Regions from separate parts of the Homo sapiens genome. Here regions 2 and 3 are each linked to region 1. The links are chromatin contacts, found by Hi-C or POLR2A ChIA-PET in ENCODE. All regions are on one chromosome and are shown on one strand. The core of a region is the stretch at or near the end of the contact, and the rest is flanking DNA. Distances in the headings are between cores, read along the strand shown. Region 1 holds the start of DSTN (destrin, actin depolymerizing factor). Region 2 holds the start of KIF16B (kinesin family member 16B). Region 3 holds the start of POLR3F (RNA polymerase III subunit F).

Region 1 (2,626 bases), core at 87-2,586:
TTTTCTTTCACTAAGGGGCCGCCTGCATGTTCACGGAAGTTGTAGTAACTTAAGAAAACCAAAACTGTTATACAGTGAAAACAGTTTGTATGCAGATAAGCTGGTACCAACTGCTTCTAGACAGATGCAATTACAGTGTAATATTTCTAGCAAAGTCTGGTAAGGCTACGCCTGCAAATCACTGACCAAAAATGGTAACAGTGTGTGCACACTAACGAAAACGACAAAATGTTCCAACTGATAGTTCAGTTGAGAATACGTTTTTAAATAGCTAATTAGAGTGACAGTGTAAAGGGGGAAAATATGTAAATTAAGCAAAATGTCCATCATATAGAATATACTAATGAGCACCTGTTTACTTTCTGGTGACTCCAGTATTTTAATGGTTTTTAAAGCTCTTAAATTTGGTTGTATCAGCATCCCAGCATCATGCCCACACCTTGCGCACCAAGTTCTGGCAGAGTCCAACTGTCTACAGGTCAGAAAAAAAATTCTAACCATACACGGACAGATCGGGCAGGGAAGGGTTAAAACAGACACTGCCAAGCTTGACAAGCACGACGAGAGTGCTGCTGGAAGCCGATTGCCAGATAAAAAGAAAAAAACAAAGGAGCTGCAAGGCCACCCCGTTCTAAATCATGCCAGGATCCTGCTCGTTAGCGATCATTCCGTGCTCTAGGACTGTTCCATAAAGGCTTTATCTTCCTTATTGAGATGGACAGACCTCAAGGGCTGGAACGCGCACAAGTCACCAAGCGCCTCAGCGCCAGCTCTGGGGAAACCCACGCCAACAAGGACGGTGGCCGGATTCCGACGCCCCCCGCCCCCCACTCCCCGGCCTCGGTGTGCAGACCCCCGGATGGATTTCACAGAGCGGGTGGGGGCGCTCGACCCCAGCCAGTTGTTGCAAGGCCGGGTCTGGAGACACCCGCAGAGGCCACGCTCAGGGCGGCGGCCTCGCCCCAGCTGGGAGCTGCGCAACAGCCGCGGATCCACCCCGGGGCGCGGGGGCCCAGCCAGGACGGCGGGAGACGGAGGCCCAGAGACCCCCCCTCACCCGCAGCCCGGACACTGCAGCCGGACCGGGTCCCTCCCCGGGCTGAGGCACGGCTCACCCCCTTAGCCCCGACTCCGCGGCGCCCCAGAGACACACTGCTCCCGGCCGCCTCGGCCCACGCCTCGGCCTCCCTCCTACTCACCATCTTCGCCGCGGCGGTCGCAGGGACGCGGGGGAGGGAGCCGGCGGGCAGCGAGTATGCAGACCGTCCTCCTCACGGCTGCGGGACCGAGAGACCCAGCGCTGAGCTGACGCGGCGGCGCGAGCTTACCCCGGGGCGGGCGCGCCTCAGGACGGAACGCGGCTGCGCACGTCACGCACCGCCTGCCGTTGCTACGCAACCAGCCGGCCAGGCAACGCCCCCCCGGCGGCTATCCAGAGTCTCGGAGGGGAGCTTCCCTCATCTGCTGAAGGCTGCGGGGCAGGGTCCGCCTCACCAGAAAGTGTTTAGGGGTGGGGGTGCGTCCTCTCTGGTCTGCAGGAGGCTAGAAGGCGGACTGGGCTGGCTCCTGCTGGCGAGGGGCGGGCAAAAGATGATGGGGGAGGGGTGGCCTTCCTTCGCCTCCTCGGCGGGGCCACCTGACGCCCCACCCACTGTGCAGGCATGGCCCGCGCGGGGAGGCAGCCACCTGGCCAGGTGTGCCTGCCGCTGGGGCGGGGCGAGGCCGTGGAGGGGAAAAGGAGGGGAGAGCCGGGGGAGAGGGGTACAGAGTGTGGGAAGGAGGGGGATTTGGAGGGGAGAGGCGAGGGGCACATAGTTGGGGGAGGAGGAGGATGGAGAGGGGAGGGAAGAGGTGAGGGAGAGGGGACAGTGTGGGGAGAGGAGGGGGATGTGGGGGGAGGGGCGAGGGGGCACTTAGTGGGGGAGGTGGGGGCAAGGGGAGAGGTGAGGGAGAGGGACACAGTGGTGGAAGGAGAGAGATGTTGGGGGTTGGGAGGGCAGGGCCCGAGGAGGGGGAACGCACTGGGGGAGGACCCACGGGAGCGGAGTCGCGGGCCGCGGCAGCGGGGACGCCTCCCGCATTTTTTACCTACTTTGGTGCGATTCCCGCCGCCCTCCCCTGATTGGCCCAGTCTGGCTTGTCCTGCCCTCGCGTGAGGGGAAAAAAGTCTGCACATTTTTCCTCCTTCCCGAGGCGACCGTGGCCATGCAGAGTGCTCTGTGAGTCACCGTTAATTTCAGGTCTGGAAAAACAAGGAGCATTTATTTATCTTTGGGAACTGCCGGGGAAGGAGGCCGGCGGCGCGCAGGGGTGTGGCTGGGAAAGGCCGCGCTGTCCCGGGACGGTGGCGCCAGCCCCGCCGCTCAGTTCTCCGGGTTTTTAATTTGGAATTGTGTTTTTCTAATGGGCGGTTGCGTCGGAAACACGGTTTTCAGAGGGCCCAGATGAATCCCAGCGTTTTTGCTGCGGGTGTTTTTGTGGGAAATAAAGGGAACAAAGAATTTTATAAATTAATTTAGGTTACCGAGAACATCATGGCCTCGACCAAAACTATTTTAATTCTCCAAATATGAGACTTTTGGACAAGATGGTCAGTATTTTTTTTTCCGGCACTACGTAAAATCTA
Region 2 (2,626 bases), core at 127-2,626, 1.0 Mb after region 1:
AGAAACAAAGGGAGGCTATGATTCCCTGCTGGCCCTAGGGGTCCAGGGAAGGTTATGGAAAGATAATTCTTTGTGTAAGCGGGTTGCGTACTTGCAGACATCATCCCACTTGATGCATTCACCACTCTATGCCGTTGTTCCTGATTTGCAGATGAGACAAGAAGCCTCAGAGGCGCCCAGTAATTCAGAATTACAGGCTGACAAGGCTAGTGTTGGAGCTAGGACTTAAAAACAGGAGTTCCGCCTCCATTCCTTGCGTCTCCCATTATAGCTTGGCTTCCTGGAATGGCTGCTCCTGTGGCTCGCAGGTGGGCTTCTGGGTGTGCGCAAACGATTTCATGCATGCTCGATTCACTGAATGAATGAATGCATTTACCTTCTACACAGGAAGGGAGGTGGAGCTCACTTCTACCAGAGGCCCTAAGCCTTAAGATACCAGTTGTCGGCCTGGCGCGGTGGCTCACGCCTGTAATCCCAGCATTCTGGGAGGCCAAGGCGGGCGGATCATTTGAGGTCAGGAGTTCGAGACCAACCTGGCCAACATGGTGAAACCCCGTCTCTACTAAAAATACAAAAATCAGCCGGGCGTGGTGGCACGCCCAGCTATTCGGGAGGCTGAGGCAGGAGAATCTCTTGAACCCGGGAGGCGGACGTTGCAGTGAGCCGAGATCGCAGCATTACACTCCAGCCTGGGTGACCGAGCGAGACCCTGTCTCAAAAAAAAAAAAAAAAAAAAAAAAATACCAGTTGTGTTCGCCTTTAACTCCCTTATGATTAAAACTAAAAATTACTAAAGTGTACAAAAGTGCAAAACAAGTCTAAATAAGGTTTGATTCTAGCCAATATAATGACATTCCCGCACACATTTAAAACATCCAACACCCTATTAATTTTCGTTTATCGGTATCCCGAGTTAAGGGGTCCAAAACATACGGTCGGACCTCCTTAGGGTAGCAGAGAAGGCCCTAGCGGAGTTTGCCACCAACAAGCTGTGATCATCTCTGCGCCTCAGTTTGTTCGTGTGTAAAATGGATACGTTAACTCATGTTTGGCTGGGTGAAGCCAGGTTCTTGTTAAGGGCTGAAAAACTGGCTTTGGTCACCTGACCCCAGGACTGTGATCCTTGCCGCTGGCTTTAAATTGCTGCGATCCTCTTCTCTCCAGTTGTTCAGGCCATGAGGGTGGGTTCTAGTTTTCCTGAAACCATCCGCTCCGGGTCGCCCCCATAACCTCTGCGCCAAGGTCCACAACGTGGCCTTTCCAGACTTGCAGATCCCGGAGGCTGCTTCCAGGCCCCGCGGCCCCGCCCCTCTGCACCGCCCGGCCGCCGCCAAACCGTGGCGCATGGATCACGCGGGCCGGAGCCGTTCTGGGCATGCTCAGTGGCCTGGCAGGTGGGGCTGCCGCGGAACTCCAGGTCCGGCCGGGAGCAGAGGGGCGGGGGCGAGAGGGAAGTGGGCGGGAGCCGCGATCTGAGTAGCCAGCGTCGCCGGCGACCGCGGAGTTCTGGGCTAGTGGGACCCCGCGCGGGCTGGTTCGGGATGAGCGATGGCATCGGTCAAGGTGGCCGTGAGGGTCCGGCCCATGAATCGCAGGTGAGTGGGGCCGCCCGCGCCCCGCCCCCTCGTCGCGCCCCCACCCAGAGGAAGCCTGTTTCCAGCTCCCCCAAAGCCAGCCTGGACTTAAAAGTGTCACCGGCTGGTCCCTGGCCCACCGGGCCCAGGCTGTGGCCTCTGGGGGCCTGGAGGACTTCGTGCACTGCTGTCCCGTTCACATTGCCCTGGAGAGGACCCTGGTGGTAAAGGAGAAGATTCTATTAACTCTCTCCATCGTATTAACTTGAGATGTTCTTGTTCCCCCTTTAAAAAAGCATCAAGGGAACGTTACCATGAAGATGTAAAATAGTTGGGGGGAAGGTGAGAGTGCTGAGGGGGGGCACCACGAACTGTCAGGTGAACCCCTCATTTCTACCAACTCAGAAGTTCTCTTAACAATTAACCATGCTACTTTTTAATCTTTCAGTTAGAGATGATTTTGATTCCCTGAATGTCTAATCGATAACTTAGCAGTTCCTAACTTCATGTTAGAGAGTGGATGGGAAAACTTTGACAAAGTCCTGACTCCTAGAAAAAAGTCAGGGACGCTTTACACGTGTTTGAAATACTCTGATATTAAGAGAGAGGAAGAGTGTTACACACAAAATTTAATCTTGTTATATATTTCTACGAAGTAATGCTTTTTCAGAATCCTTCTCTTCATTCACTGAAAAATAGCCTGTGCTCCCTTTTCAATGACCTCTTTTTAATCCGTTTAGAAAGTTTCTTTGGAAAAGTTACTTTTTAAATTGGTTTGACTTCAAAGAATGAGGTAGAAATGGGATGTGTCCTCCAAGGTGACAGGCAAGGTTCACACAGAGCCATTTGATTTTATTGACTTCTCTACCAAGTTGGTGGATATTTGACTTACCATAGGGCCTTTTTGCTTTTGTCATATCAACTTGTGGAGGTTAATGTTTGGTAGTTCTGATGCCTGATTGGGGCAGCCGAAGGCCATAAAATCAAAAGATTTCCAGAACCTTATTTGACTCATCTAAATCTGTTTCTTCTCTTGGCAAGTAGGGAATCAT
Region 3 (2,626 bases), core at 35-2,534, 900 kb before region 1:
AAAAAATATTAAAGCTGAGACTTCAGTTTTCTCGGGTGTAATAAGCATGACAAAGTTAAGCCATAAATCTGCAAGCAGGAGGCAAATGCAGATGTTTCTGGTAGGAAGCCAAAATTTGTTATGACAATTCACCATAATGGGGCCTGTTTTTGGAATTATACCTACCAAACAAAAAAAGTCAAAATCTTCACCTAGTCGACATCAACAAATGTATTATTCCTAACAGTCTGAGAAAGTTGAGTCTTTTAAAACTACGTGAAAATCTAAGAGTGGCAGTGCCTCGGTAAAATATAAAACTGGGCCGGGCGCGGTGGCTCACGCCTGTAATCCCAGCACTTTGGGAGGCCGAGGCGGGCGGATCACGAGGTCAGGAGATCGAGACCATCCCAGACAACATGGTGAAACCCCGTCTCTACTAAAACATAAAAAATTAGCTGGGCGTGGTGGCGCGAGCCTGTAGTCCCAGCTACTCGGGAGGCTAAGGCAGGGGAATCGCTTGAACCCGGGAGGCGGAGATTGCAGTGAACCGAGATCGCGCCACTGCACTCCAGCCTGGCGACAGAGCGAGACTCTGTCTCACAAACAAACAAATAAAAATAAAAGTGGCAGAGGCTTTGGGTGTCCTAAAAGTCTTGAGTTCAATACTGCACTGAAACCACCTGGCTTAATGTTACTTCGTAATCACCAACTGCGCCCTAACTCCGCCTAAACGTTTTGTCATAGACGTTCCCTTAGTGACAAGAGCGATCCTGGATCAGAACATGTATTCACAAGTGTTCTACAGGGAAAGAAAGCCGAGGGCTCCTCTCAAAGCACTGATCGCGTCAAAGTAGGAAGGCAGCACGTCATCACAACTTCCCCAAAAGTATCAGGGCAAAGCCAGCCAGCTACACAAAGTTGCAAGCTGTCAAACCCATTTTGAACTTCTTGAGTTCTGCTCTCCCAGGATGGGAAGGAACAAGTGGGTCCAGAACCCCGCAATCGTTTTTCCCGCGTGCTCACCTAACCCGCTCCGGCCACTCCCAAGGGATCCCGGAGAAGGGGTCCAGCTGCCCAAATGACTGGGCGCCTGATGGAGTGCCAAGCCGGAGCCTCACTGGTTTACCTGTTTTCTATTTCGACCGGATCCGCGTCAGGCGGCTGCACCTTCACCTTCACCTCCGCCATGAGGGCGCAGTTCCTGACGCCTGGGGGGAAAGATGCACGGAGCAGCCCGGTAGCAAGCCGGGGAACCCGGGGAACCAGTGGAGGATAGCGCTCTGCTGAGGCCGAGGGGCCTTCTTCCTCGTGTCGCAGCCGGTCCTTCCTTGCCTTTCGGCGGGAGGTGGCCAAGCTGCGCCTGCTCCGGCCCACTTACAGGCGCCGCTACAGCTTCTTATTCTTGTTTTCCAGAATGTCAATGCCCATCGGACGCACAAGCCTGGTTCCTTCATTCTGAGTTGGGAAACCAACTTTTAGCACTTGGCAACTCTGTGAAGGAATATTCTTAGATGCCTATGGGAAAGCACTGGGAAAGGAACTCCAGGCGGGTACCAGGCTCCCTGCGGAGCGGCAGGGGCCGGTCTAGTTGCTAAGAAGCTGAGTCTCCACCAATCATCTGCCCAGCACCCAGTGGGCGGGGCGCGGCTCGCCGCGTCTGTGGTAACCCGGGCGGCGGCGAAGGAGGAGGCAAGAGGCGGTGAGAGGCTGGCGACTGGGTTGGGCGCGGCAGAGATGCATTAGGGGTCCCGATCCCGGGCCCCGCGGTTAGAGGAAGAGGAGGGCGGCTAGAGGAGGGGAAGAGCTTCCCTTACTCCAGCCGAAAGGATGCAGGTGTCCTTGGCAGCCCCTGATGGGCGGGAACAACCAAACGGGATTCCGGATCCGGGCTGCGAGGGGGCGGTCCACGTTGGGAGAGTTGAGGGGTCTGGGGATCCTGTTGACTGCACGTTGCCATTTGGGCCTGGCGGATCCGCCTTTTTTCTTGATTCCCTTTGCGTGGGGCCCACTGGCCACCCCAGCTTCCTAAGGGCAGCTGCTAGTTGACGCTCGCGAATTACTTCCTCTCCTACATATTTTTTATTTAGAATTTTTCAACTACTTTTATTTTATCTGCCTTTCACTTAAATGGAAATGCGACTATGGGCAAGTCTCAAGTCCAGCCACACTCCCGTAGGAGCTATTGTTGTGCTGTCAGTATCTGTAGTTTATATTCTTGGCCCTAGATCCGGAACTATCCAACAAGGCATTAAGTTCACCCCTTAAATTTAGGTACCCCATTTTTGAGAATACAGTCTGTGACAAAGCTCAAACTGCAGACATGTTCAGATCAGCATTATTAGAACTGCAACAGGCAAAACTAAAAAGAAACTAGAAATAGCCTAAATGCCCAGCCACAAATGGATAAATAAGTACAGGGAAAACTAAATAATACAGTGAGAATGCAAGAAGTAGACTATAAAAATGGAATGAATATGTAGATTATAATTGGGCAAAATCTATGGATTATTAATGAAATTTGAAAAGGCAATACAGAGATGTAAATGGTTGTTGTGTTAAGGTGAGCGTTTTTTCCCCCTGAAACCTTCTGTGCATTAATTATGACAACCTTCCTCCCCACCCTCACCTCCAAAAAGACCAGTAAGGC

Evidence for each region. A loop is a pair of places that touch in the nucleus more often than their neighbours do. ChIA-PET counts read pairs that join two places held with the same protein, here RNA polymerase II (POLR2A). Pooled maps may share reads with other maps.
Region 2: a loop to region 1 is called in a map of naive thymus-derived CD4-positive, alpha-beta T cell, with 27 times the contacts of the local background. The contact joins the promoter of KIF16B here to the promoter of DSTN in region 1. A Hi-C loop is called at or near these places in 1 of 168 maps with a recorded cell type or tissue (naive thymus-derived CD4-positive, alpha-beta T cell), 1 of 37 single-sample maps with no recorded cell type and 9 of 50 pooled maps. POLR2A ChIA-PET finds 5 or more read pairs at or near these places in 3 of 52 experiments (BJ, HEK293T and MCF 10A).
Region 3: a loop to region 1 is called in a pooled map, with 7 times the contacts of the local background. The contact joins the promoter of POLR3F here to the promoter of DSTN in region 1. A Hi-C loop is called at or near these places in 8 of 50 pooled maps. POLR2A ChIA-PET finds 5 or more read pairs at or near these places in 2 of 52 experiments (GM10248 and OCI-LY7).

Annotation. Positions count from the first base shown.
Region 1 is chr20:17,568,785-17,571,410 of GRCh38, reverse strand. It overlaps DSTN (destrin, actin depolymerizing factor), which reads right to left and starts at 1,336. Exons shown (of 4, transcript NM_006870.4): 1 at 1,200-1,336. The coding sequence starts at 1,202. It also overlaps a transcript of BFSP1 not described here. RefSeq lists silencers at 896-1,185, 1,206-1,395 and an enhancer at 1,806-2,373.
Region 2 is chr20:16,572,198-16,574,823 of GRCh38, reverse strand. It overlaps KIF16B (kinesin family member 16B), which reads left to right and starts at 1,376. Exons shown (of 26, transcript NM_024704.5): 1 at 1,376-1,595. The coding sequence starts at 1,549. RefSeq lists silencers at 1,340-1,469, 1,256-1,485 and an enhancer at 1,098-1,619.
Region 3 is chr20:18,466,048-18,468,673 of GRCh38, reverse strand. POLR3F (RNA polymerase III subunit F) reads right to left here and starts at 1,284. Exons shown (of 9, transcript NM_006466.4): 1 at 1,106-1,284. The coding sequence starts at 1,167. It overlaps DZANK1 (double zinc ribbon and ankyrin repeat domains 1), which reads left to right and starts at 1,644. Exons shown (of 21, transcript NM_001367614.1): 1 at 1,644-1,678. RefSeq lists enhancers at 1,204-1,523, 1,146-1,764.